6 separate regions of the Mus musculus genome follow, and regions 2, 3, 4, 5 and 6 are each linked to region 1. Evidence: chromatin loops called from intact Hi-C (ENCODE). Cell type or tissue: heart. All regions are shown on one strand. Region 1 holds the start of Gm31495 (a long non-coding RNA gene). Region 2 overlaps Mir99ahg (Mir99a and Mirlet7c-1 host gene (non-protein coding)). Region 3 overlaps Mir99ahg (Mir99a and Mirlet7c-1 host gene (non-protein coding)). Region 4 has its middle 110 kb from the start of Usp25. Region 5 overlaps Mir99ahg (Mir99a and Mirlet7c-1 host gene (non-protein coding)). Region 6 has its middle 51 kb from the start of Gm31258.

Evidence for each region. A loop is a pair of places that touch in the nucleus more often than their neighbours do. Peaks named below come from ENCODE experiments on the same cell type or tissue, not always from the same donor. Only the 100,000 strongest peaks of a DNase experiment are listed, where the experiment ranks them.
Region 2: it touches region 1 in a loop (5-fold over the local background); 10 of 42 quality-filtered maps call a loop at or near these places.
Region 3: a loop joins it to region 1, with 2.9 times the contacts of the local background. A loop is called at or near these places in 9 of 42 quality-filtered maps.
Region 4: a loop joins it to region 1, with 4 times the contacts of the local background. A loop is called at or near these places in 16 of 42 quality-filtered maps.
Region 5: it touches region 1 in a loop (6-fold over the local background); 9 of 42 quality-filtered maps call a loop at or near these places.
Region 6: it touches region 1 in a loop (8-fold over the local background); 12 of 42 quality-filtered maps call a loop at or near these places.

The regions. Positions count from the first base shown.
Region 1 is chr16:78,154,905-78,159,904 of GRCm38, reverse strand. Gm31495 (a long non-coding RNA gene) reads left to right here and starts at 4,965. Exons shown (of 3, transcript XR_876180.1): 1 at 4,965-5,000. In heart, a CTCF peak has its summit at 3,123; no DNase peak of the experiment used is centred here.
Region 2 is chr16:77,441,174-77,446,173 of GRCm38, reverse strand. The region is part of intron 2 of Mir99ahg (Mir99a and Mirlet7c-1 host gene (non-protein coding)); the gene reads right to left. Among named protein-coding and RNA genes, the nearest start is that of 9430053O09Rik, 23 kb to the right of the region's middle. In heart, a CTCF peak has its summit at 1,915 (motif pointing right); no DNase peak of the experiment used is centred here.
Region 3 is chr16:77,542,157-77,547,156 of GRCm38, reverse strand. All of the region lies in intron 4 of Mir99ahg (Mir99a and Mirlet7c-1 host gene (non-protein coding)), which reads right to left. Among named protein-coding and RNA genes, the nearest start is that of Mir99a, 54 kb to the left of the region's middle. In heart, no CTCF peak of the experiment used is centred here; no DNase peak of the experiment used is centred here.
Region 4 is chr16:77,126,341-77,131,340 of GRCm38, reverse strand. No RefSeq gene overlaps it. Among named protein-coding and RNA genes, the nearest start is that of Usp25, 110 kb to the right of the region's middle. In heart, a CTCF peak has its summit at 2,465 (motif pointing left); no DNase peak of the experiment used is centred here.
Region 5 is chr16:77,532,740-77,537,739 of GRCm38, reverse strand. The region is part of intron 4 of Mir99ahg (Mir99a and Mirlet7c-1 host gene (non-protein coding)); the gene reads right to left. Among named protein-coding and RNA genes, the nearest start is that of Mir99a, 64 kb to the left of the region's middle. In heart, a CTCF peak has its summit at 2,538 (motif pointing left); no DNase peak of the experiment used is centred here.
Region 6 is chr16:77,249,647-77,254,646 of GRCm38, reverse strand. No RefSeq gene overlaps it. Among named protein-coding and RNA genes, the nearest start is that of Gm31258, 51 kb to the left of the region's middle. In heart, a CTCF peak has its summit at 2,130 (motif pointing left); no DNase peak of the experiment used is centred here.

The DNA of each region.
Region 1 (5,000 bases):
GTCAGGTTTGGAACTCAAGTAGGTCAGGAAGTAGGAGCTGATACAGAGGCCATGGAAGGATGTTTCTTACAGGCTTGCTTCCCCTGGCTTGCTTAGCTTGCTTTCTTATAGAACCCAGGACTACTGGGCCAGGGATAGCACCACTCACAATGGGTTGGGCCCTCCTGCCTTGATCACAAATTGAGAAAATGCCTTACAGCTGATCTCATGGAGGCATTTCCTCAAGGGAGGCTCCTTTCTCTGTGATAACTCCAGCTTGTGTGGAGGTGACACACAAAACCAGCCAGTACACTGTTTTTTAATTCTACTTATCTGTACATCTATTTTTATGCTGGCAGCACGATGATTTTGCTGGTATGACTCTGTATATTAATTTGGAATCTGATATTATGATACCTGTAGTACTGGCCATTCTGCTTAGAGGTTTTTGTTTGTTTGTTTGTTTGTTTGTTTGTTTGTTTGTTTTTGACTAGTCAGCATCTTTCACATATCTATGTGAATTCTAGGATTGCCTCTATACTACAAAGAACATCTTCAGACTTTTGAAGTCTTGAACTTACTTTATCTCATTTATTTGTCTCCATTTGGAGACAATTGGTCAATTTTAAAACTAGACTTCTAAATTTTGCCTAATATTTAAACCATTTTGATATCCTTGAAATTGCATCAACAAAGAGTTTGATTTTTAGAGCAGCCATACTACCAGATCGATTGCATTTCTTTCTGCATTGCAATTTACACCTTTGGGTTGGATACCTGTCCAGTTTTATACCCTTTTATGAAAGGGTTTTCCTATTGAGACACATTCCCTAGTAATTTTAATTGCCACTGCCACTTATAAGAGAAAAAGACTCCAGCAATAACAACTCCTCTAGAAACAAACTAGATATTTGAAAACAGTAGAGTAAATGGTTGGAAATTAAAAACTACGTCCTCCTCTAGGATAGTAAAGGAAGGCTCTAAGATACAGGATAAACTGAGCATGTAAAAATTAGTAAGGACAATGGGGTTGGTAATTCATAAAAAAAAATGCAGGGATCGGAAAAATAAAGGTTGTAAGATAGGAAAGATCCCGGATGATGCTATGAGAACTTCAGTGAGGAGTAGTGATGGTTGGTTTTCATGGCAACTGCCATGAACTGGAATAATCTGAATAGGGATCCTCAACTGAAGATTTGTCCTGATTGCCTTAATTGATGTGAGAGGACTCATCCTGAGTGAGGGGCAGCATGTTCTGCTAGCACCCAGATAAAAAGGGCATGGTAGAAAGATTATCCTTCCTTTGAGAGATTGGCCTTCTGTGTTGTTTCTGCTCATTCCTTCAATGGTATCAGCACCAGAGTTTCCAGGCTTCCATTGTTGACTAAGGACTGGCAGCTCTCCAGGGAACTTCCATGTTTCCTCACCACACTGGGACTGCTTCATGGACTAACCAACTGTTGGGTTGTTGGTCTCTGCGGTGTGAGACTGTGGGAGTGCTCCAACTGCTGAGGTACTGAGTATCAAGGACTTAGCAACTACTAGGTTTTCAGAATCCCAGGTGTAACAACTGTATTATTATTTCAATGTAAGCTGATATAGTAAGTATATATTCATCCTACAAACTCTGCAGACTCTGTCCTCTAGTGAATCCTGATTAATATACAAGGAAGATCAAAATAAGACAGGAGTAGAACTGAACAAAACAATACAAAATGCTGAGTGAGAATTTCCTCTCTGAGTAGATAAAGGAGATGTAATTTTATAGTTTATTGTGTGTGTTTCTATGTGTGCGCCCATTTGTATGTATGTGTGCGTGTGTTCGTATGTGTGCGTGTGTGTGTGCTGTGTATATGTTTATAGATGTGTGGGTGTGTGTTTGTATGCATATGCGTGTGTGAGTTTGCAGTTGTGTATGTTTGTATGCATGTGTGTTTGTGGTGTGTGAGTTTGTGTGTGTAATGTGTTTTGACATATTTCTTTTGAAGTGCCAACAGGTACACCATAAAAGGAGTTGAGACCGGTTCTACTTTTCCTACTAGAGTGTGTCAGTCACTACAACCAATTCTTGGCTGCATTCCTGTCACTGTTGCCTAGATCAAGTTCCAGGGATGTAGGGAGTATAGGAACTTCTCTCCAGCGGCTCTGACAGCTGAGCCTATGGATGATTGGTTGACTACTCCTTCACACCACAGGCATTGGCCAGCACTTGTGCATATGGGAAAGTAAGCAGAGGTTGTATTTCCCCACCAAATTCTTTTGGTTGATAACTTAGAAAGTCGTCAAACAAAAAGCAATTTCTACAGAGTCAAACTGGATAGTTGATGAAGAACAGAAGTGTAGTTCTCACAAATTTGTTGACTGAGACATTCAAGATCAGCGTGTCAACATGTGTGGTTCAGTAAGAGCCATTTTGCTGCATCTTCATGTGGTAGGAGGAGATAGGAGCACACCACCTCCATAGTGTTCTTTCAGTGACAATTGTCTTGCTTGTCTTCCATTAGGGTCCAGCTCTAAACATGTTACCCTTCCAATACCAGTTTCAGAGAGGAAAATGTCTTCAGAGAGTAATGCTTACCCATCTCAACTGTGTAACAGAGCCATGGAACAGGATGCAAACCAAGCATTCCCAAGCCTCTCTGGATAACAGGATAGATGTTTGTGATGTCTTTTCTGCTTTCTCCATGACATTTTAGTCGTATGGCCTAAATGACCCCACCAGCAGAATACATAGACTGACTTGCAAACAGAAGTGTTTGAAGTCTTTGAAAAGCTGATCTGATACACCTTTGTGGTTCAAGAATACACTAGTAGTTTGATGGGGTGCACGGGGTGTGTGATACTTTATACTTTATATTTTACCGTGATGCCAGATGAAATGCAATTGTCTCTGGTACAGTAGCTTCAGGGGAGCTCTATGAAAACATCATGCATATTCTGAAAAGAGAGGAGGCCTTTTGGTTTTGAAATTCATGATCAGGTTTCCTCTCATTGCATAATTCCTGTGAGGATTCAGTGGAAGGAAGCATACATAATTAAGAGGAGCTCAAGCCGAACCAATATCCCTTTATTTAGGTACAAAGAAATTTCATTGAAACAATGGAATTGAAGTGGAAATGTGTTTGAAGCAGTTGTAGTTATAATTGCTTCCACTAAGGTGTGCTAGATCTCTAACTATTATCCACATGCCTCTTGTGTTACTAGATGCTGAACAGTGAATTCAGTGCTCACTGCCTTCCCCAGCCTGGCAAGCTCTCTTGCAGCGCTTTCTTTTGATCAATGTACTGCACACGAATTCATCTAAAAACACAAAGGAAGACAAGACGAGCATTTAAAAATGTCAAAGGAAAAGAATAGTCGGACATTGAGGGAGTGATTTTAATAAACAGGATCTGATATTGGTTTTAATTTTGTGAAAATAATTCAGTCTGTCGGGAAATTCTTGAAGGCTAACCCGATAGAGGGAATTTTTTTCCAGGCATTTCTTTCTTTTAACAAAACTCATTAAAGTCTTATTATTATGTACAAGAAATGGTACAGATGTCAGCACTCTTTGCTTTAATAGCATATCTATATGACTCCCCAGCTAACCTGCCATGTTTTAAGTCTCTCAAGGTTCCTGAGATCATCTCATGGAATCTGAATAATAATACAACAGAGTAGTTCTTATAGAAATGCCCCAGGTCAGAGGAGACAGAGGCCATGATGTTTGTGTTGACAAACTTTTGTTGAGTAGAAAGAAAAATTAATTCTTCATTTGCAGGACTGAACTTAGTTTTCCAAGTATTAAATTCACCAACCAGAAACTTATCAACTGGGCATACATTTCTATGTATTTAATAATTAATCAATGATAGATTAAAAGATTTTCCAGGAGAATATACCAACTTTCAGATAGTCTCATTCTGTGTGTTCCATAGAGGCTTCTCCACATCTGCCTTACTCTGGCAACACATTTTTACATGCAAATACTTCTTTTGGTCATACAGTTACATTTGGGATTTAGTTTACATTCTTTTCTTTATTATGTTGTGTTTTCAGTTAAAAAAGGGATCTCACTGCCCTCTTTCCAGTCGGCATGATGATTGCAAGGTCTGGAGCTTATCTTGGTCATAATTTGATTCCAAGATTTTAGTTACATTGACGAATCATTGTGACCAATGGTTATTTGAGTAAAACTTAAAATATTAGCTCCACATGTAAATTATCCTCAAAGAAAACCCTTGAAAACTATGGACAGTGATAAGTGGACAAACAATAGTTTACATTCTGCTTTTAACATCTGGAAATGAGCTGATAAGTAAATGTGTAGTCAGAAATTATCTTTAAAATGACAATTTTATTAGACTGAACTAAACATTTTCCATTAAGTGATGTTTTTCAAAGAAACAGTTGTATTTTCTTAACTTTATATCACTATAAAATTTTCCTTCTACACTGAGACCAAATTTCATATTTATAAAAAATCTTTTTGGCTATAATAAGGCTCCTTTTATTTGTAGGAACTTCTAAGATAATTATAACGAGTATGTAATAAGATAAGTTTGTTTTTATAGATAGAAAGTTTCATTTGAGGATTCAGGAAAAATAGCGTGTATTTCTATTTTCCCATATAATTATTATGTTAACAAGTTGGAGAAATATAAAATAGCATCTATGGTCTCACTGATATATGTTGTTTAAATAGTAGTAGAATAATCAGGAAGCAATTTAGTATAGTAAAAATTTTACATTATTAACCTAGAAAGCCCTTTTGTTAGTGAAATAATTTAGGATGATTTATTGTAGCAATTGTCTCCATAATTATCACTTGCTAAATAATAGTTATTTCCTAAAACCTTAAATGAGGGAGTAAGATTCATTAAGCCTGATTTGAATGCATCCAGAGGTGGAAAGAAATATTTTGTTTGACAAAATAGAAACCCAGAGGAATTATTATCCACTGGAATAGAAATATAAAACAAATAGAAGTCCGTACACCTGGTATGAACTCTGGGTTGACGTTCTACAGAGTGAATGTT
Region 2 (5,000 bases), 710 kb after region 1:
TTTATTACTGCATCAGTCTGAATTCCATCATCCATTAAATAAAGTCTAATAATCGTATTCATAGACTTCATTGTGCAGCCTGTGCTTGATAGACAGCACTGGCTTCAAATCTTCCTGTTGCTCTTCGTCTAACATGCAAGTCTGGTTACCAAAACTGCAGAGTGATAGAAATTACTTTCATTTATAAAACACCATAAGAAGAAAGAATTTTCAGAAAGAGAATTAAAACATTTTATTGACAGTGCACATATTTAGTGATCAATGCCAACTTTGGTTCGTTACAGCAGCTCTTTATTTTGAAATCTTTCTAAATATGTTACTTGTTACTCTGAAAGTTCAATAGCGATACACCATCAATTGAAATTTAGTGCACTCCAGAGAAAGCATTAAACCTTAGTTTCAAAATTGAAGACGTATCAACTCATACAAACGTAGAGACCAACTGTATGAAAGGAATGTTTTCAGGTTAATGCATGCCTTTTCCTCCAACTACATCATCAACCTTTTCCTTTTAGTTAAAACTTTAGACGTATGAATATATCTCTCACTTTAATAATGCATCACAAACTATGGACGCCACACAGCTTTCAAGCTACATAAAGTTATTGATGGCACAATGATCACAGAATGCAAGCATGTGCAATATGATTTGTTTGCGAAACAATAGATATTTTATGGTCCATTTCCTCCACAGAATGCTCAAAACCTTATTAAGTTTACCCAGGGTCTTTGCCCTTTCATGTTCATATGGTTTATATGTGCTGTGGCATGATGTGAATTGGATGTTAAACTCTACACATTTTCCTTCCCATCTGCTCTTGGTTCAAGGCCGTAGTAAAAGAGAAAAGTAAATAATCCCAGCTTTTCTTTAATATCATTCTTCATGTTTCCCACACTCAACTGAATTTTATTACAGAATCAGTCTCTGACTTCCTATTTATTTTATCCTTCGGTCAAACCTCAAGGTAACACCTTTCATGGGTTCATATATTAAGTTTCTTTTATGGAAATGTCAAAATTGTCTCTGTACTGAAGGAATCCAGAGCACATGCTTATATGCGCCTATAAATTTACTCTGCGATACTTATTGGCAATGCTGACATTTAGTGCTCACTATGTCCTATATGTAATGCAAAACTGTAATTACTTTCTTTTAACGTATAAATATGTTTTATTTCAGGTCATTTACTTCTTATAGGAACCATGAACACTTCTCTGACTGTGCAAGTGTACTAATGATTCTACGCGTGTATACACAAGATATGATGTCTAAGCTTCAGTTTGCTTAGTTTCCTCCTGAGGTTGCATACAAGGTAGGGAGTAAACATATATATATTACCAATTAAAAGGAGTACTTCCTCATAGTATGAGTTAATTGCACAATAAAAAAAGTAGTCTGCGAGAGGTCTTCATTTCTGAGATTTCTCTGATAAACTACCCAAGGTTCTAGCTAGTCAAACTATTGCTGACCGTGAACGGCCAGAGATCATCACCATCAGTGAGTTAGGAATTCTAGCTCTTACAGCCCCGAATCTGGATAGATCCCCAACATAAAGTATACATTGTAACTTTTGAGCACATCTGGTCTACACTATCTTAAATCTTTGAGAGTCAGTTTTTTGAGCATACGGTAAACCACCTGCATTCAAGCATGTGAAGAGAGAACTGTGTCCTTTGAAAAGTAATATTTGAATTTGGTGCGTCTTCACAAGATGTGTCAATCAGATACATGGATGAAACCTCCACCCCTTTGTCTCCATACACGGACTTAGATTATTCATTGAACAGGCTCCTGAATTAGACGATATGAGGTTGTGTTTGCTATATAACTCCCTGCGATACACAAGCTCTGGCTTGCTCTTTATGTCCTGAATTTCCATGGCTCAGACAGAGGTGGAATAAGAACAAGGATTAGTTGTTGCCACTAGAGGGCAGTAACAACAATTTAATAATACAAAGCATGTTCCTGCTTGTCCCCAGCACAGGGAAACAATGAGTTTGTGTGGGTGAGGTCTTAGGAACCTCTGGTTCTAAAAGAAGGAACAATGCCTTAGAGATAAATTAACTAAAACTCTTTTATTGCCATCGTGTTCAAATCACACTTTGCGAGGCTTTCAAGGTTAAAAAGTCTTGTTTGCATGTCCTACTCCTAACTATGAGAACAGGCTATTTTCTCTGGTAAGAGCTTGAAAATAGATGGCTGTTTATTAGAAGTAGGCTCTCAGCATAAATATTGAAAGAAATTCATTACTGTGGATTTAAGACCTTTCACTTTTTTATGAGAGTATACATACACAATTTCTAAGTGCAAGTGTTCAGAATTTTCATGGAAAATCATACTGGATAGACAAATTCGTCTTTTACTAGGTATCTCCCTCATAAATTCTCTATGAGCACCATAAGAAAATGCTCCATCAAGCTAAACAGTAGGAGGGAACACACGAGTTCGAATAAAAGGATGTAGGATTCTAGCACCTACAAATTCAATTCTATTGATATCCTCGTTAGCATTCAAATATGTCTGCTTGCTATTCTGAGGGTTTCCACGTGAATATTTAGCAATTTTCTCAAGGAAAGGGAAGAGAAGCTTCTTAATCAAACTGTAAGTTCCTTTGCAGATATAATTATGCAACCTCATTGTCATTCTTGATGCTCCAGGAATTGAGAAACACATGTTAATGTTGATCAGATCTGCCCTGTAATGACCCATACGACACTGGAAAGTGCAAACTCAATGCTCCTCTGACCATGAGGCGCCCCTAACTCTGTCAGAGTGGTCATTTACTGATACTTTTATATCTAACGAGATATAAAGAGCAAATATATAGATATACATATATATAGATAGACAGATAGATATAGATATAGATATATAGATATATAGATATATAGATATTAGATATGAAGACACCCATAGTGTATTATTCGAGTCAATATGTACAAAATCACAAAGTCAAGTGAGGTTTATACACATTTCTAGACGCTTACACTCTGTCCTTGTGCTTCCCTTTTATGGTGGGTACCTGGAATTACTCATAAGTACCTGACACCTTCACCATGCTGTAAGCTGCCCTGCGCCCTGCTCTAGACTGATTCCCAGAAGAAACAGATGGTTGGGAAGTGGGATGGATGCTAAAGCAACAGCCCCATAGCGAGAACTGGGAAACTGAATCCAATCCAACTTGAAAAGGTTTGCACGAAGTCCAACCGAGGTTGCCTTGGCTTATCCAAGACAATGATTTCTACATTTCCAAAAACTATTGTTTTATTTATTTAGCTCTCAAGGATGATGTGTTTGGTTTGTATTTAGAGCTATGCAGTAAATAAATAAAAAAAACCTATATTACAAAAAGGCAAGGTCTAGAGATTCAACCTTGACAGTCTGGCGAGTGGGTATTGTAATGTTACACAATCTGACAGTATCTAGGTGCTTACATATGGTATGCTAGACATCTTAGGTGTGTTTACATACTGAGGAAGAGCATGAATGGCTAAATGAAGTAGTTTTCAGATTGACAAAAATCTGAAGGCATGTAAGTTCTGGGCCATTGAGGGATAGGCCTGAATTTACATTTCTGTGTCTGAGGACTTCACTCTGTTTGTCACATAAATATTCATGAGAATTTATTTATTTCTAGAATTAGTCCATGAAAGATGTGTTTCTGGATAGGTGTGCATCAATATTGACACATGCAGTCTGAAAGTGTTGGTACTTCTCAAACTCAACTTTCCCATTGTGTTTGCAGCTAAAATCCATAATGAGTTCAGTATCAAACCAGTCAGTGGATGGCCACTTCTCCTTGGAGACTAGCCATAATTTCAGTTCTCTTCTATCGTGGGCTTGGACACAGACCTACATACTCATTTATGATTAAACTGGAGATACTTATTAAAAGGTAAGTATGAAGAATCATTACATTTTTCAGGACAATGATAATAATTTTGAATGGTCTCATATTTTTTCTTTTAACTTAACACATAGTGTAGAAACAAAACATATGAAATTTTCTAAACTACTAACATTCAGGTGCCAGACCTAAAAGAAAAAAATTCAAGAACAGCTTGTCTGTTTGGCTTTATCCCTTTGTTCACAAAATAATGTATTTAAGAACATAAATCATTACTTGACACTCGAGTTAGAAATGAACAATATACATCACATTTCCAGACCAAAACAAAAGCAAGCAAGCAAGAGAAAAACCAACAAAAATATCACACCCGCAATAAAAGATAATAACAAGGAAAAACTCCTGAACTCTGTACTTCATGAAAGTTGTTTAAAGTATGTGAGTTTCAATAAAACCAAAGAAGCAGTTGTGTGTGCCTGCAGAGCTCACAAAGGACTAATTTCCAAACACTTTTCTGCATCCAAAGTGCTGATATTTTCCCTGAGGCTTCCATTACAACTTTGATCATGAAAACAATAGTAACAATGCTGAAGAAGAAGAAGAGACTAGAACTCAGCATTTACAGTGAGCTTGCCAAACACCAGCACGGTAATAAAGAATCCATATTTTACTCAGGGCTGTGGTAAATGACTGTCCCACATAGTAACTCACAGCAACACAACAACTTCAATTACCTGCTCAAGAGCACAATTCTATCAAAGACGAGGAAAGGGTCTTGTTGATGGGTACCAAGAAGGAAGAGTCATTATTCTTTAGGGATACGGCAGTGGGTGGATTGCTCATACTCCCATGAGCGTTCATTATATGGCCATCAGTAAGTAAACTCACCGGACTATTAATAGTAACAACAAAAAGGAGAATGTAAAGTTTGAAAGCAGACAGCTGGGTGTGCTATAGGAAGTGGAAGAGAGAGTGGCAATTAGAGACGAGCAATAGGCGTTATGTAAGTGTGTGAAACTTTCAAAGAAGAAAACTATTATTTTAAAAGTTAAATTAACTCCTGAGAGTATTTTGTCCTTCTTAGAAGGAGAACAAAATACTCACAGAGGCAAATATGGAGATAAAGTGTGGAGCAGAGACTGAAGGAAAGGT
Region 3 (5,000 bases), 610 kb after region 1:
TTCACTTTCACATTGTCTAGACTGTGGTGTGATTAAGCATGGGTTTAATTTGGACAAATGCTGGCCAAATTAAACTATGAAGGAAGATGAGGGAACACTATGTCTAATTTGGGGTTCTAGACTCTGGAGAGAGAAGGGAAAGGCAGTGCTGATGGACTTCTGGAGTTAATCTGGAAGTGCTTAGATAGAAAATGAGCATGACTTGAGGCTCCATCCCTCCCAGGGATTTTGGGATCTGAGGCTGTGTGAGTTCTCATTTATGCCTGAGGTCATTAATGTACAACTGTGTCTTCTACATGATTTCAATGTAAATAGTTCTACCTTTCAAACATAATCAGAATTATTTAAAGAACCTATAAATGCACAAACAGAACCATACTGACCATCCAAATATAAAATAATGGAATATATTTTGCTAAAGTTGTAGCTTAAGAATCTATGTGAGAAAAGATGGGTCAGTTTTGGAGAAGAACTATAATATAATTTAGAGGAAGTAATTAATGTCTACACTTCCATGTATGGTGATATTCTTAGTTAACTTTTCTGTTCATACAATAATGCCTCGTGACCATTGCAACTTAGAAGAGAAAACTTTAGATTGAGCTTTCAGTTCCAGGCTGATAAAGTGAAGGCACAGAGGCAGAAACAGTTGAGAGCTCACATCTCAAATCCCAAGCAAGATGCAGCGGGCATATTGCTGAAGGGACCCTGATATAGCTGTATCATACAAGGCTATGCCAGTGCCTGGCAAATACAGAAGTGGATGCTCACAGTCATCTATAGGATGGAACACAGGGCCCCCAATGAAGAAGCTAGAGAAAGTACCCAAGGAGCTGAAGGGGTCTGCAACCCTATAGGTGGAACAACAATATGAACTAACCAGTACCCCTGGAGCTCGTGTCTCTAGCTGCATGTGTAGCAGAAGATGGTCTAGTCAGCCATCATTGGGAAGAGAGGCCCCTTGGTATTGCAAACGTTATATGCTTCAAAACAGGGGAATGCCAGGGCCAAGAAGTGGGAGTTGGTGGGTAGGGGAGCAGGGCAGGGAAGGATATGGGGAACTTTCGGGATAGCATTTGAAATGTAAAGAAAGAAAATATCTAATAAAAATACAAAAGAAAGAGAGAAGTGGGTAGAAATAACTAAAATTGCATAATTCAAAATGACTTTGGCATAAGTGAAGATTTATTCAAGTAAACCACCAGTATGCTAGGAAGAATACGGTTGGTTTATTTGTTCTCTGTACAAAGATGCCATGAACCATATTAAATGATGACTTTAGTAGTTTCTTAAATAAAATATTTACTGTGTGGAACTTAAAAAAAAAAAAAAAAAAAAAAAAAAAAAAAAGGAATTCCACTACTCTCCTCAGGCCTGAAAGTCCACCCCAGCCATGTACTTCTTCCATGGAGACCACACAGCTTAATTTTTCTCATGTTTTTCCACTATTGTCACTAATTATTCGAGTGGCTGAGACTAATGGGGAATATCTCATTCAAACCACGCACTTTCTTCCCTTCCCTACAAGTGAAGTTAGCTTTCCTGGCGAATGAAAAGCAGGTTAACAGCATACATCCTTTCTATTTGAAGTTGTTTGTTTTATATATCTATATGTATATATATATATATGTATATATATATATATATATGTGTGTGTGTGTGTGTGTGTGTGTGTGTGTGTGTGTGTGTGTGTACATATGTGTTTACCATTGCACTTCTGGAGAGCTTTCCTTTCCTAGGAGTTAATCTTAATCTTGGTAAATACTGTTTCATATTTAAAGACAAATTTATCTTAACAGATTACAAATATAGAATTATATTCAGACACCAAGGAGAGAATGGCTCTGTTATTTACCCAAATTTAATGAAACCAAGTACAAACATTTTGAATTATTGTCCAGTGATTTTCAAGGAAAGCCCATGGAAAAGTATGCACTCCTGTTCCTGGAAGACCCTGCTCAAAATTTGTTATCATTAAAATGAAATGCACATTTGTACTTTAGAGCTTAGTGCTTTTATGAAGGAGGTCTGTCTCTTCTCTATATTCCTTCTGTTGGATATAAACACACACACACACACACACACACACACACACACACACACACACACACACATACACACTCCATAAACAGTTGAACTTCAGACAATTTGGAAGTCTCTAAAAAGTGGCAGAGAAGCATAGAACTTAGAACTGAATCTACTTTATTTTGTAAAAGAAAAGCACAATAAAAACCCAGAGAGGATCTCTAAAGATAAATCGGCCTATAAAACTGGACTAGTAATTTTCTACAAAGCACATAGTATTCTTATATCTCCTTTTGCATCTGTAAAATTAAGCCCTTGGTTTTTGACTAACAACAGCAGAAAAGTAATATGAACTGTGCTATTAAAACCATATTATTTTTATTAGGTATTTCTCATTTCTGTGAAAGCATGTCTCTGTGCAAATATTATTTATATCAGAAACAAGCAAGTGAACATTGTTTTTTTAAAGTGTATATGGATACAAAAAGTGTTTAATGTATGTTGCTTTGATTTGTGAAGTGTGACAATAAATGCATGGCTAAGAAAACTAAAAAGTAAGACCCTTTAAAGCGCTTTCTGAATGAAAAACACCTCCTTTAAGTAAAATAACGTTGACCTTACTATTCAAGTGTATAATTTTTTCCGATAATATATTTAGTGTTTTGATGATTTTGTATGAGAATCTAAAAGTGAACTTCCACAGACTCTCAGCTCTGCCTGTTAACTACATGGACTCAATATGCTGAGAGTAAATATCAGGAGTGTGGGAAGTTTGCCTTACCAATAAAACAAATAAATCCCTTTCATAAACCTATTTTTTCATATGCAGAAATATTTCTAGAATAAGTTCACTTATATTATACAGTGCTTGATTGTATGGCAGGAACGCCAATGTTGTCGACTCATTGTACACAATATTGAACATAAGGTATCTATTAGTGTGTTAGACAAACACAATTTGAAAATGATAGCTGAATACAGATACAGTGAGAATAATGACACAGATTGGTGGCAATATGAGGAGATTATTACAGAGATAGTCCAGGACCAGCTGCCCAGAGAATGGTACCATTCACAGTGGGGCTCTCTGACTTCAATTCACAGTTAACCCAGTCCACACAGACCTGCCTACTGGCCAATTTGGTACAAGAAATATCTCACTTGAGGCTCTCTTCTCAACTGATGTCTAGGTGGTGTCATTTTAAGAACCAACATTGTCCATGACAACCATACATGCTCACTGAACTTACCAACTCTGAACTTTGAGGGTGATATTAATTTAAGGGGCAGTTACAGTATTATATACAAGTAGTATGTTAGAATACAAGAATGTAAACAAGTTTAGAGATAGGTTTATTTTTTACTGAATAGACATAAGATTAATTTTTCCCCATGTACATTTAAAAACAAAGTTTCTTTGAAGATACTATATTTTAATTATCTTAAGTATATAAGCTGATGGAATATCTTTGTACTATAATATCTATGATCTTAAAAATGTCTCCAGTCTAGCAAATTAAATACTCAGATAGTCTATAACCATACTGTACATTTTATTGCTTTTTATAATTACTGTTTTCCATTTTATTATTTTTTCTTTGGAAGTAGCTATCTAAATATTTATATTTTTGAAAAACATGAAGGTCATGTTTATTAGTACTATTTAAAAAGTAATATTTTGAGATATTTTGCATTAGTCATTAGAAGTACTTTACATAATAATAAAATCACTTCAAAATGTTGCTTAAACATGGGAAATATTTAAGGACTTTGTATTTTGCACATACACATATATACACATACTCCCTCTTAGAATCATGTGTTACATAAAGCCATAGTTTTGAGAAACTATGTTTTGGGTGGCAGGAAGCTCAGGGTCTCTGGTCTTACACCATGGCACTGCTGTCTGACACTCTAGTCTTTGATTCTCTAGTGTACTTTTCAGCCTCCCCTCCTTTGTTGGAGGAAGTTAACACACACACCTTTTCCGAAACCCTTTACTCTGTTCATTTCCTGGGCATCTTTTGTGTGCTAGGCACATTTATGGGTATTAGGGATTTATCAGTTAAAAAGCCAGGTTGCCACTATGGTGGTCCTGTACTCTATAAAAGTTGTGGAATTGCTACTGGATTCCTCAATTTGACACTTCTGTCATTAGATCAGCTTCTTGTGGGAGCTTATTCTCTGTGTTGTAGGGGGTTGAGTTACATGTTTATCCTTTAATAATTAGATACCATTAGCACTAATCCACTCAAACTATCCAACACATTGCTTGTTGTCCCTGGCTTCTTAGGATAGAAGTTCTGGGTTTGGTAATAAAAGTATCGTTCATAATTCCATATTTATGTCTGTGATTATTAAATAATATTTCCCTATAATGTAATAACTATCTATGTAGAATAAAGAACATGTTCCTCCACCATAGCACTTGCCATTACTAGGACTATCACTAGTATATAGAAAGTATTTACATAAATTCTTGTTAACTAACCTAACATCAATGCAATAGTGAATTAATAATCTTTGCTCAAATAATTTACTTATGTTGTAGTTGCTGCACTGTTTTTTGAGTGTGTACATAAATGTGCTGTGTGTGTTTGTATGTGTGTGTACTGTGGGTATGCATATGTATTCAGAAGTGTGGTTATCCCTAGAGTTGCAGGTATGAGTGGAGACCATATGTCAAACTCTTGGGTTTTTTTTTTTTCCCTCTCAGGAGCATCCACCTTTTCTTCTGAGATAGGAGTCTCTTACTAATGCCCGGATATGCAAATTTTGCTAGACCAGCTGGCCTCTGAGCCTCAGCAATACTCCTGTTTCTGCCATCCCAGAACAGGGATTGCAGAGGATTGCAAATAGATGCCTCTATGTCTGGTCTTTGATCTTTTTCTTTTCTTTTCTTTTCTTTTCTTTTTTTTTTTTTTTTGTGCTTGTTTGGAATCCAATTCAGGCCTTCATTTTTACTAGGTAAGCAC
Region 4 (5,000 bases), 1.0 Mb after region 1:
TCTTGCACAAAACATCATGACCAGGAAGCAAGTTGAGGACAAAAGGGTTTATTCAGCTTACACTTCCACACTGCTGTTCATCACCAAAGGAAGTCAGGACAGGAACTCACGCAGGGCAGGGCAGGAATTTGGAGGCAGGAGCTGATGCAGGAGGAATTTGGAGGCCTTGGAGGAATGCTGCTTACTGGATTACTTCCCCTGGCTTGCTCAGCTCGCTTTCTTATAGAACCCAAGACTACCAGCCAAGGGATGACACCACCTATAATGAGCCCTCCCACACTTGATCACTAATTGAGAAAATGCCTTACAGCTGGATCTCACGGAGGCATTTCCTCAAGGGAGGCTCCTTTCTCTGTGATAACTCCAGCTTGTGTCAAGTTGACACATAAAACCAGCCAGTACACCATCATACCAAAACTATCAGACACAGCGATGTGCCACCTTCTACTAAATGACCCACCCCACCCCCTTTTCCAGCATAAGAGGAGAGGAGGTCCTGATGTCTGGTTCTATCCTTTAACCACTTTATACACTCAAAAACTTGATAACTCACTATCTGAGTGATTGGGGTTTTGTGGTTTTGTGCAAATAATCACAATCTTGGTTCTTTCAAACAACTGATTTTTTTTTTCATAATCAGTACCTTGTAGGTACTCAGGGTAAGTCCTCAAAATCAGTCAGATGTAGTACAATTAATGAAATAACCAGGGACAATGGATTTTAGCTTTGAGGTGTTATAAAGAGAGTTACGAAAGATTTGGTATCATGCAGAGAGAAAGCCCAGGATCTTTCAGCACTACACAAGCCCCCACCATCTGCTAATGAATGTTGAGAGCAGGAGAAATAGCCCAGGGAAGGGTATACCAACTGTTTTTTAAATAACAAATGGAGAACCCCCAAAACATACATAAAGTAACATTTCATAGCCTGAGATATTTGTGTTTATGTATTTAGGATCACATATATGTGTGTGTGTGTGTATATACATATGTATGTATGTATATATGTATGCATGTATCAACAATTAATGAAAAGAGGCCAGGTATTTGAAAGAGAAGTGGGAGGGGGAGAGAAGTACTAGGGAGAGATGGGTCTGTATGGAGGAAAAGGATGGAGAAATGATACTATTTTATAATCTCAATAAATAAAAGAAAGAATTTTAAAAAGGAGTGTTGATATTTTTATATATCAGAGAACGCCAGAATTTAGAATAAAGTGCAGACTGTCTTAAGAAAATGGTGACTTTATTCACTGATGCAATAAAGGGACAATGTTCCTAGGACACTGCAATCTTCCTGCACTCTGTCTGTCGCACTGCTGACTTTCTCTGTCTTTCTCAAGGACAGACATGTTCAACATCTGCTCAAGTTTGGTAAGATGTCTCAGCAATTTTAAAATAGACATAACTTTTATTTAGTGTTATCCCAGCTTAATTTTTAGTTATCAGAGGAAAAAATACAAAGGGAACAGGGCTTTTACTTCCCTGCTGAGCTTATCCATAAGGGAAATATAATTTTGCCACAAGAACGTACAGTGTCCCACTAAAGATCAATGCATAGACAGAGAGCATGCCCTTTCTGGTTCTGGATTCCTGACTGGTCACAAGCACTAAATTAACTAACAATAGCTCTCCCAAGGCAGCTACTTCATGTCTGTAGTATAAGAAGATAATTATTTAAATTGTATCACATTTATTCAATATTTACTATACGTGTTTGCTGAGTTGAAGACAAGCCTATGTTCAGGCCACAAAAGTATACTAAGGCACTGATCTTACCATGAAAGGTTGTATATTACAGTCCTGGGGATGCTAAAACACTGGGATGTCTCATGAAGTATTGGGAGCCATCCTTGGACAGAGATTGTGAGAACAGCTACGTGAGTCCAAGCAATGGATTGCCAAATGGAATCAAATGGGCTTCGGCAATATTAGGTCGAATTTTATATCTATATTCAGCTGAATTACAAAGAGTGGCATTGCAGCATGGTCAACCATTTTTTTTCTGAAGACAGTTGAAAAACAAAGCCACAAATGAAAAGCATTCTGCAAGCAAAATAGAAGTGATGCTAGTAAGAACGGCAGGTTCGATTCTCCTGTTTTATTTCCAGGACAGGCACAGTATCTTTTCAGCTACAGCTAAGAGGCATGGGTACAAAAGGATCATGGAAAATTGTCTCTGTTAACTCTCTTGCTCATCTTGTTCTATTAACTAAGTAACTCATTTTTTTTATAACTCTTGAGAATAAAGGAACAAAAATACACACAAATATATATAAATATGATTGGAATGTAAATTAAATAAATACACATGGAATGAAAATGCTCATGGATTTCACAACATAAAAACAGAACGACTTTTGAAAATAAAAGCACACACATTTCAGCAAAGATAGGCATTCTCTCTTCCGATTTTATTTTACTATTTAAGTTCTCAAATGCGGTATTATAACACCACCTACTGGGAAGCGAGAAGAAAACAGCTCAGCTATCTAAAGATCTCTTCCTCAAACTAGAAGCATTTTAACAGTTAGCATAGAGAAATTTAAGGAACGGCCAACATACATGGTGACAAATAGCCAGAGATGACAAATAGCAACAGATTGCCATCATTAACTAAACCCCTCACAGGTCTTGCTGCCCCCTTATTTTGGTTTTCTCTTCTGTTGTTTCATGGAGAGAAAAAAGCGTTTTAGTTCTCTTAGCAGTGTTTATTAATTAGAACACAGCCAGGTTTTTCTTCTGACATTGAGAAAAGTTTGCTTTTTTCCCTCGTACAGTGATGGACTGACACTGTTTTAACATTTTTCTCTGGCGTCTGAGGCGTCTTGCCTTCTGGCTGTGTGGCCCGAAGTCCTGTTGTAACTAACTCTCTTACACCTCCTGAACTGCTGAAGCCACTGCGTGCTTCCTGCCTCTGTTGTCTTAGCACCTCTCACCTCAGTGCTCTTACTCAAGGATGTCTGTTCCTAATTTTAAAAACAACAACAACAACAACATACAAACAAACAAACAAACAAAAAACTTGTCCCTTAAAGTAAACATCAGAACTTACCTACTTCATTTGACACTCTATTCTGTGGGTTTCCTTCAAACATAGGCCTGTTCTTTTTCTTTTGGGGGTTAATATAATCATCTCTCCCTTTCCTTTCCTACCCATAAGACCCTCCTCTCAGCTAGAGAAAGTACCCAAGGAGCTAAAGAGATCTGCAACCCTATAGGTGGAACAACAATATGAACTAACCAGTACCCTGGAGCTCTTGACTCTAGCTGCATATGTATCAAAAGATGGCCTAGTCGGCCATCACTGGAAAGAGAGGCCCATTGGTCAGGCAAACTTTATATGCCCCAGTACAGGGGAACGCCAGGGCCAAAAAGTGGGAGTGGGTGGGTAGGGGATTGGGGGGAGGGAAGGGTATGGGGGACTTTTGGGATAGCATTGGAAATGTAAATGAGGAAAATACCTAATAAAAATATTTAAAAAAACCCTCCTCTCCTGGCTTTCAAATCCATTGGCTTTTTTTTTCATTAATAGATATTACGTGCATGTATGTATATACATAATATATACACCCAAATACAAACTGCTCAATCTGTATAGTGTTACTTGTGTGTACATTTTCAGGGATTACAATTTGGTATTGGATAACCAATCGGTGTGTTCTTTTCTGAGGGAGACTGTTTCTCCCACTCTGAGCATTCCTTGTTTGCCTGTCATTCTTGGTGTAGGGCTGCAGCCTTCAAATGCCCTCAGAGCTCAGTTCTGGCCCTGCACTTCTCTGTGTCATCATATTAAGTTACAGAAAATATGCTTAGTGCATCGCAGAGCTGAGCCTTCTTTTCCACTCCCCAAATTGGCAGTGCCCATTGAAAGCGTGCAAAATAAACTTTAAAAATGAAATCCCATACTGGAAGCAATCCCGAAGGACTCCAGATATCCCTTTCAAATCACATATCACCCTCAAATGGAACCATTTCCTGAAATGGCTGGCCATCTTTATGCACCTTCCATTTTTAATTTAGTTTAACCATCTGTGAGCGCCTTCTTGTAACTTGGCTTTAACTTGGGTTTTGGAACATTTAATACATGAAACTCTACTGGGTGCACAATTGTGCGGCGGCGTTCATTCATGGTTTCTTCCCATTGATATAAGTGGCTTCAGTGAGCATGCTTTTAATTCTATGTAATAATCCACTGCATGCATATGGTGCAATTTGTCAGTTGACTGCTGACAGATGTAGGTTGTGCCCAGATTTGAATGTTATTTCTAAGAATTCTTCGGACATATAAACTGAGGCATGTGTGTCTCAAATATATTCAATATATAGGATACAGAAGATACATAGGATCTGCTGAATGATGTACTATCAACTTGAAATATTTTGGTTGCGAAGTGGTTGCACTACTTTAGACATTCACCTACATTATATGGTGAGTTTACCCTGTGTTACATCCTTCTGCAGCCTCTGGCAGGGACAAAGCCTGACGTCAGTCTTAATGTGTTTGTAGTTTCTCCCTTGGTCTAACTGAACCCTGATTGCTAATGAAGTTGACTATCTTCCAGGATTATCATTGGTTGAGTATTTCTGATTTGGTGAAATGCTGCCCATGTGCATATATATATATATATATATATATATATATATATATATATACACATATTGCATATACTTTATTTTTAATGATCAGGTATTTTCAGAGATTTTAATGCATTTCAAATCATATATGCATTTTTCTCCTTTGCAACTTACTTCCTTTGATGCCCCTTTGTCTTCTGTGACTTACAAAGTCTTTCAAAACCACCATTGCTGCTTGCAGTTTGGCACTGTACTCTTTCATACTTTCTGGGCTCTGTGTTTCTATAATCAGTTTATTGACTCTGCTAAGTCACAACTTGGGAATATCTCAAGGAACATAGCATAATGATCTTAGCCAACTCTAGCTTTCACAGTCTTGTTACCTGGACACAGTCCTCTTGCACCTTGCAGATATCTCTGTCGA
Region 5 (5,000 bases), 620 kb after region 1:
TAAGATTAAACTTCTAAGATGTTTATAATTGCAACATAAAATATATCTGAACCCTCTGCAAAAATTGTGCAATCAACATGAGGATATGTGATATTCACTATGAAGCACATTGTCTGTCTGTCTGTATATATGTCTGTGTGTCTATAGGTCTGCGTTTTGACTCAGCAGTCATAACCCTGCCATACACAAAGCCATCTAATAACTGGATGATTTGCAAATGTCTTCCACATGGGCTACAGCTATGCGTATGTAGATGCTGCTACACTCAATCCTGTAACTGTAAAGCAATACAATCAACATAAGCAGATTCACGTTTTTATTTTACTTTATTTTATTTTTTATTTCCTAATGTGTTAATGCTCAACGGATCTTTTGTTTTGTGACAAGCACAATGTGAGGACCCTCAAAACCCTCATTTATCATTGCTCTTCCCTCCCTCCCCACTCTTTCTTTTCGGGTGATACTTATTTCTAACGGCTTATGATCTTCACTGGATAAGAAGAAGACATTTGAGGTCGAGAGTGTGGAGGTTCAGGGTGGGAGGGGGGGACGGCTATTTTGAATCTTCTGATGGTGAGGTTTCGCTCACTAAGGAGCTCTCTGTGGGTTTCTGGCATTGTGTTTTGTCTGCTTGCAAGTGAGCCGGTGATCGATGGGGAAAGTGTTCATTGATTTGTAGTGCCTGCGCGCTGCAGCCAACCAGCACTAGAGTGAGGAGGCAGCATCATGAATCTCTCAACTATGCATATTTATATGCAGCTGCTGAACTTCGAAACCTCTCGTGAATACAAAGTACTTGTGTGGCCACCAGTTTGCACAATGCCGTCCTGCTGCATGTTCTGATATAGCTACTGTACGGGAGAATGGATGTGGGAGAGGGGCACGGTGGGATAGAGAAAGGAGAGGTAAGGGCTGGGGGTTGGAGGGAGGGTTGAGCCTTGTACAATTCCTCATTAGAAAGCAACGGAAATGAGGTGTGTGTGGGAACAAGCAGGATACGTTCTAATAAATGCTCTCCTTGCCTGAATCTCGAGTTCCACAATTGATTAATGGAAACAATGAATTTATGAAATTCTTGGGCAAATGGATGTATCTGGAGGATATCATCCTGAGTGAGGTAACCCAATCACAAAAGAAGTCACTTGATATGCATTCACTGAGAAGTGAGGCTCCCTGATAACGATGTGGTTAAAATATGCTGGCATCATTGAAATCATCATAGCAATGAGCTGTGCGCATGAGAAAGTAACCTCCCCTGAGTGAATCGCAGCTTTGCTTCGGGAGAGAGTAGATGCGACAATATAATGGGAGGGAGGGGTGAAGGCAGGAAGATATAAAGAATTGTTAATATTATTGGGAAAAATTAAGTAAAGTGAAATGCAGGAGGATGTTAAGAAAAATATATGAAGGGGCATGCATTTGAGAGTGGGGATAGAATGGGAGGGGCAGGAAAGAGGCAATAAAGCTACAGGGGAGGTTAGGAGACCTGAATATTCAGACAATATGAAGAAGGACTGTAAATAGGAGAAATAAAATAGGGAAAGAAACAGCCAAACAAAAACTATCACGGTGTGTGTGTGTGTGTGTGTGTGTGGGGGGGGGGGGGGCACAAGATATGCCTTTTCCACAGGAGACATTCTTTTGTTGAGAAAGATGCATTTTATATAAAGTACAGAGTAAGTCACAGATTTTTTAAAAAGTGACCAAATTTTAATAAGATTACGGTTTACAAACAGATTAAATCTGTAAACTTGGAGATTTCTATACCCAATAATTAAAGCATATTTTCTTAGTTTTTAAAGGCCTATAGTTAAAGATAAGAAATCTGGGTTGGGGGATATGTTTGCAAAATTGAAAGTCAAATTGAAACATCACTATTTTGAAATTATCTTCATTCAGAAAGTTCTGAAGACCAAACTCAGTTCAATATTGTTAACCCCAATAGTGCTACGGGGCCTCCAAGAAAAGCTCATTTTATTATGAGATTAGGGCTTGTCTCCAGCTGAAGTTTTATCAAAGAAACATAAAAGGAAACCTCAAATTCAATGTCTAGGTAGTTTCACTCCAGTATCAAAACCAAGCTTTATATGTTTCCACATAGAGTTACAGCATTGGTACAGACCAAAGTGCAGCTGCTCTTTTGACCATCCTATCCAATGGCCTTCTTCCAAGTCCTTCCCTCTGAGATTTAAGGAAAGCTGTCAATCCTTAGCTCTCAAAGGCTTAGGAAAATGGATGGAAATTGAATGTTAAAAGGCCAGCACATACTGTGTTGGTATTAGATTCCAATATTACTAAGCATGTCCAGACTTTTAAAAAATATACAAAACCTCTGGTACGCATAAGCACTAGCGCGTGCACACACACACACACACACACACACACACACACACACACACACACACACACACACACATACACACACAAACACACACAAACACACACTACATATACACACAAAAGCTTACTCTATTTTCAATGATGTCAAACTCTCTTCTAGCAATGTTCTCCCCCTAGTGGTGAGTCAGCACAAAAAGTGCCTTCTCAAGTGGAAAACCTAGTTTCCTTCCCAGAATTGGTGCTAAACATAAAACAATGTGAAACTTTACTTTTCTCATTGAAAAAATAATAGGAAAACAATATTCTCAATTTTAACATAATGTTTTTCTATTTTAAAATTTTAAATGATTTAACCTTTATCAGAGTTATGCAATGATTATAAACTCATCCATGTGCATATGCACATTGCTACAAGGACATTTCTGAGGTTATATAATAAGTGGTTATCTTTTAATCGGCTACCTTTTAGATTTTACTTTACAAGTACTTGTAAATTATTTCCATAGACAAACTAAACCTGAATGCTAAGGACATAAAAGGAAAACTACCAGGATTTAGTCTTATTTCTCATTTACAGGTCTAACCATGGAATTCTTACCATCCTCCTTACCCCATCCTGCTGAAATATGGAAAACTCTTACTGTTTATGCCCTCAGCCTAGGTAGCACAGAGTCGAGGCAACACTGAGTGCATTTTTTTTATATAATTTATCACACCAAGTGATAGTCATTGATTCATGAAAGATACCGTGGTTTCTTTACATGGTAATCAGAGTTCAAGTCTCCACTGAGAAATCATTTGTGAAAATTCTGATTCTGATTTGATTCTAAAAAACAAGAAGAAAGGAAGTCTCGATTTACAGTTAGAAATCTAATGCTGGGTTGGAATTTTTCTCTGTTCAACATGGAGGTTCATGAAGGTTCCCATTGTTTTCAGTTAATAGATGAAGCTGATGGAGGCAAAAGAATTTCAGACTGTGTGACTAGAATTTGTGGGTCAAAGAGTAATAACGTAAATATGGAGAGAAACTCTCCGGGGTGTTTCAAAGGTAACCAACTATCATTACCCTTTGCACAGTTACACAGCATTAGGCAAGAGGCAAAATTTTAAACCAAAACTTCTTTAAAAAACAAACTATGTCCATGAATTGCTTAAAAGTTGTCTGTAGACATTTAAGGAGAGGACATACTCTGTACAAAAAGTTTTGGACAATTTTCTAATTGTATGTTAATATCCATCTATATACATAACAAATTTTGCTAAGTGGTGATTAAGGTAAGAGACACTCAGAGTTGGTAACACTCAAATTAAGGCTATGTGAGTGTTTTCTTAAATTTGCTTTCGAATAAATGTTCTGAACTAGGGATTTTAATATCATAATTTACTAAAAATTACTTAATTTAAATTTAGAAGGTAGAAACCAGAATGACATCAATATATACTAAAATATCAATTGATCCTAATTTCCTTTCCTCTAGATAAGAAAACAGGAGATACAGCCATATGAATGGAAATGAGCAGGAGGTGGCGGTTTCACTGAGGTTTATATGAGGTCTTTTGTTTATGTTGAGCTGATATGCTCACTTGATAATTCTACAGTTGCATAACTATTTCATGTGTTACGTATAACATCATCTCTAAAGATGTATTTATAGGTATAACACTGTGACTCTCACCAGGCACAGTCTGGTTCATTTCACAGATGTAAAAATACTGAATACAAACAAAACCTATGACAAAGTAGCTCTCAGCCACAGTGGTCTCCTTTATCACTAAGTTGTAAGGATGTCCCTCAAGTAGAGTCTACCTTCCTCGTGTTGAAAGACCAGAGTTGCTACTGCATATGTTGTTTGCTGCTATTATGTATATCTTTCTTTCCTCCTCTATTCATTCATATATATATATATATATGGTGTGTGTGTGTGTGTGTGTGTGTGTGTGTGTGTGTGTGTTACCAGGAACCAAACCCACAGTCTTGTACACTGAAGGCAAAGGACTACATGCCCTTTCCCATTTTGTGTGCTATGTTTCCACTGTGTGATCAAAACAATCTGCACTGAAATTTCTTAATGAAAATTTTGGTGAGATTGTTCGGAATGATCAGGAATTATGCAGAAGTTTTAATCTTGGATGAGTCATATAATTTTGGGGTAGCTTTCTGCATGTGTGAGACATCTAAGATAATAGTAAAACTGATTTTCAAATTTAATAAAACGTATAGCAACATTTCTGAGGAATGTAAACATTAAATAAGTAGTATTTCCTGCAATATTATTCTTAGAAATATTATCAAAATAATAGAAGCAAACTGGGATAAATCCAGCGAAGCACAAACTCATCAAATCCTTCCAATTCCACCACAGCATGAAAAAATGAAATCAAACAATTAAAAATAAACAAACTGTACTTATAGTCCTGCCTGCTTACTTAGATCTAATGCACCCATTAACCAAAGGAATGCTGAACAGGTCAAAGGTGCAATGTTTATTTCCAAAGTTACTTAAAACTGTATTTAATATTTTCTTGCTTGGATTGTTTATTTGCAGAAGAAATAATAAGCATGAAAGTCACTATTAATAGGCCTTTGCATCAAGTACAAGTCAAATAATAATAACTTTAAGTAAAAGAATCTTTAAGAATATTGTGTAATATTATAACCA
Region 6 (5,000 bases), 910 kb after region 1:
AATGCAGAGACTTGAAGCCAAACACTAGGCAGAGGAAGGGAACCCCATAGAAGAGGGGTTGGGGGTGGATTGTAGGAGTCAGAGAGGTTGAGGATACCATGAGAACAAGGCCCACAGAATCAACAAAGCAGGGTTCATAAGGGCTCACAGATACTGAAGTGACAAACACTGGTCCGGTAAGCAGCTGAGCTAGGTCTTCTGCTTATACCTTATGGTTGTATAGCTTGGTGTTTTTGTGGGACTTGCAGCAGTAGTTCGAGCTGTCTTTGACTCTTTTACCTGCACTTAGGACCCATTTCATTCTACTGGGTAGCCACAACCAGCCGTGAGATGAGGGGAGATGCCTAGTCTTATTCATCTTGTTAAGCCATGTTTGCTGGATATTCTGCTGGGAGACCTGCTTTTATTTTCCTATAGCATATGACCTTTTCTCTATAGTATCCACCAGCTTGAAGAAGACAAGAGAAGAGTCAAAGAGTATGGCCTCTGTAAGAGGAGCTCAAACTAACTTAATTTGTCCTTTTCTCCTGAGGTATGTCCCAGAACTTAATGGCCCAGGGTTGCAGAGGAAGGGTCCAGGAAGCCTCAACTGGATATCTCAAATGAGGACAGGAGTTCGCTACCTCCCCTGCTCCAATCTGGCACCGTAAAGACAGCGGCCCAACCATCAACCCTAGTAAAACATTATTATCCTGACAGTCAGGCTTCACTCCTTGTTTGACCTTATAAGGACCTCTACCCACACCCTACAGCCCCTGGATATAGAGATGAAGCATCTTTCTACTTCTCTGTCCTGGCTAAATGATGCATAGCACACAAACCTTGTCCCAGAGACCCTGGCCACCTCCCCAGGGTCATAAATACTCCTTTCTTCCCCTCAATAAGAGGACCTGTTGTCTGAAGCTGCTCTGTGCGTGTGTGTACTCATCACCAAGATCCTGTACTGCACCTACCTGTGCTAGGCTAAGCTTCCCTCTCTTCAGTCAAGCTTGGTCTACAACAAGTCTGGCTACCCTCTGAGGGGGAAGTGGACACAGACACAGGGCAGCTCTGAGGTATATATAGTAAACAATGCTTGATAATGAGAAATGGGGCAGCTTTTGAGGGGATCGTGTTAGGATGAAACTACCAGCCTCTTTGCATCCTGGGAGGTTGCTAAATCCCCCCCCACACACACACACACACAAAAAGTGTACTATCTTTCCATGCTCCGTTGTATCTTAAAACTTATGAACACTGGGTAGCTTTCTATGATGATTCAAGTCAAACTGTTATGTTTGTTGGATTCCTAACTGGGAGATTGCCTTAATCAGATTATCCAGTGGGAATGTCTATAGGACACTCTTGGTTGATGACTTATATAGGAGGGCTCACCACTTATACAAGAGATAATACCACTGCTAGGCAGCAGGTCCTTGACTATATAAGAAAGCTAACAGAGCTGAAGCAAGAGAGCAAGCTAACCATTAAGCAGGGTCCCCAAGGGGTTCCCGCATCTGCTAAGGCTCCAGTTCACCAACTTCCCTGTGATGGAACTGTAACCCAAACGCTTCTTTCCCTCCCGTGAGTTGCTTTCAGTCCTGGTGTTCATCACTGTAAAGAGAAAAGCAGATTGGTACAGGAGCCATCCTGTGAACACTCATCCCTTCATCTGAAACCATCTCCTCCCTACAATAAAATCCAATACCCACAAACCTGTAATGACTGTAAACTGTTGTCACCACTTGAAATTCAGTGACATAGAAGAAAAGTGAATGTTATAGACTCAAGAAGATGAATAACCAGCTTTGACAGTGGACTAAAAAACTGGCTTTCCATGAAACTGGAATATTCAAGAGTATAATAGAGATAAGTTTAGATTCTCCTGTAGATATATTGATTAGAGCACTGTAATTTTTAAAGAAATTGTCATAATCATAGCAAGCAATAGTTTACAAGGCACTATAAAACTGAACTCACCTATAACAGTTTCATGGTGTCTTAAAAACAGGACATCAAATAAAAATAAATTGAAGTTTCATATAGGAGCACCGGATTCCTTAGACGTGTTTGTGAACAGCCCGCTTATGTGGTTAAATACAAGACAGAAGACAAAAACAAAGCTGTTACAGGAAGACTTGATCTACTGCCATCTAGTGGAAATTTAATTTTTACTTATTTTATTGACTACCAAAAACAAATCTAATTTCCAAATGCTACAGCTTGTAAATAAAACTGTGTCAGTTTCTTTCATTCTGTAGAGAGAGGTTACACTGTAGCCATAGTACCCCTGACACTACTCTGAAGTCCTAAATTGAATACAATCAAGGAAGTTACACTTTCCAGTGTTTTATAGTTTGACTTATGAACTTATTTATTTTAATGGCCTTGCTTATAACAAAAGAAAAGGATGCTGGAAGATCTCCCCTCAGCTACATTCATCATCTTGAGAATGGAAGCAATAAACATGTTGATTTACCAATGTTGCATGAATAGCTGGTGCCTCAGCCACAACAGGACATACCCTCTTCTCGTAATCATTCTCTTTGAAATACTGTAGAGGCAACAGGCTTTACGTCCAGTTTTCCTTGATCAGAGCGCAGCGTTGACTTCTCTTTAAAGTGGGGTTAGGACTTTGGCTTTATTTAAAATCACTTGATCCTGCTATCTTTTTCCCTTATAGTATTTGAAACCTCGGTTGGAACAGAATTGAAAATAAATCAGGAGAAGTGGGCCTGGGGCTTTAAATTGTAAACCTATGATGAACGATATATTTTCAGCCTTGAGCCCCTCAAAAGTCATGGTGGAACGGGAGCTTGTGCATGGTACTCCCCGCCCCACTTCTATAGACTTAGTATTAGAAGCAAAGGAGACAGTTCCATGTACTTAGAAGAGCTGTTGTTTATGATTTCTAAAACATACTATCACTTTGAGTGGCAGGTAAGGAAGTATACTATTGTCCCGAGTGAGTGTTTGACCCAAGAAACTATGTATTTCCCTAGCTGTACTAACTTCCTGTTCAGCAATAGGATGAGTAAGCAAACCAGGAAGCAACTCAGAGGGGCCAGTCACAGTTGTTTGGTTTTTCTGGCTTAGCCTTTGAAGAATGGAAGCTGGTCATCTTTAAGAGCTAGAAGGAAAGAGCAGATTTAAGGGAGCGACGATGACACAAGAGGAAGGAGACTCATTAACTGAGCAAGTTTCTTGATTGATGGAAGATACAGTCTTGAATCCTAAGAGGAGTTAGCACTTCCACAGGAGCAGGCAGTGGGTGTCCACATCAAAGACAGCACTTGTTGGACAAATTTCATGTGGATTTTACATGAAAAGAAAATATATTTATTGAATTTTAATGAGATCTTCATATTCGATCTCTATTAAGTTTGTGTGTTATAAATTTGTAATTTAAACATCAACGTTTTAAAGTAACTATCTTATAAATTCATTATTTTAATCCATGGGTGTGTTCCTCATATGAATCTCTACAGTATTATTGCTTCTAGGCTTAGCATGAAGATATACAAGTGATAATAGAATGAAGTTTAATAGTTTTTAAAAGATGTATAAATTTTAAAACATTCTGTTTAGCCCAAATAATTTAGAGTATAAAACGATGTATTTTCATTTTTTCACATTTTATTTTCAAATTTATGCTACAGAAGAATGTTACTTTTATGGCCAGCACTCTTTCTAAAATTGCAATTTAACAAAATATGGTTCTTTTTCTGAGTCAACCACAAATTGCTTAGTGAACTAGGACAAACCAAAGATCAGTTCTTTCCCACACTTCCCTGAGCACGTTTGAAAAAATGTGGAATTAAGCCATTATTTTCTATCTGTGTCAAACTCTGAATGGTTCTGAGTTTATGATAACATTGTTCTCCTCTTAAATAAGCATGAATTAGTATATAAATTGCTTATTATTCCCTTTATACTCATGAGTCATTAAAATTTTAAGATATTCAGAGGCTTTATGGAGATCTAAATAACAGAAGAGTATGCTACCACAGCAGATAAATAATACTAAAAGATCCAGGATGCATTTTAAAGGATGAATTATGAATCTTGGTATAAGTGACAATAACCTAGTCTCGATTCAATAAATGACAAATAAGTTTTCTATTCACACAGAAAATTTAGATAAACAGAAGAAAATATAACAACTACCAGGAAAAAAAATGGTTTCCTAAGATCCTTATTTACTAAAGGAAATATGAAATCAGGGACAACTTGCATAGTCACTACAGAGAGACTCAACATGCAAGTAAGACAATGAATGGCAGAAAGGAGAATGTACGCAGTAGGAGTCCATAGTACAAGTTAATCTACTCTATGAATCAGATTTATTGTTTTTCATCCACAGTCCAGGGGCTGGTGCAAATTAGAGCACGCTAGTTATTAAAGGCACCTATTCTTTGCTCACACATGTAATAAGACAGCAGAATCTTATCAGTAAAATGTAATGCTTTATCCTTCCCTCATTGTTACCCATGGTTTACCTTCCTTCAATTCTAATTACTCATGATCCATGTCAGTCCAAAGGCGTGACCCAAAAGCAAGCATGATAACCCATATATGAAATTTCACCACTAAGTAAGAAGACAATGAGATCAAGGCCAGATTGCAGTGAATCGTGAAATAGCAATGGGTCTCAAAAGTATTTATATAAAAGCTCAAGATATAAATAATCTGTAATTTTTAAAATGTTCAATATTGGTAGCAAGATGCAATATTATAGCACCCACTACACCCTCCTATTATCTGAATTATTATTTTTTCATATTTGCTAAAATTCAGGTTGTATACATCTCTTGAGCACTATTCACTTGCTAGCCATTTTGACTACCATGTGGAATGGTGTGGGATCTCAATGTTTCTGCGCAATGACTGCAAACCATACAACTAGTAATGTGTGTGGAAATGTTCATAAAGTATATTGTTATAATAACCTATGATCTTATAGCCTATTAGCTATAATACTAGTTGTTAATATTTTAATATGTGTATTTTATGCATTAAAC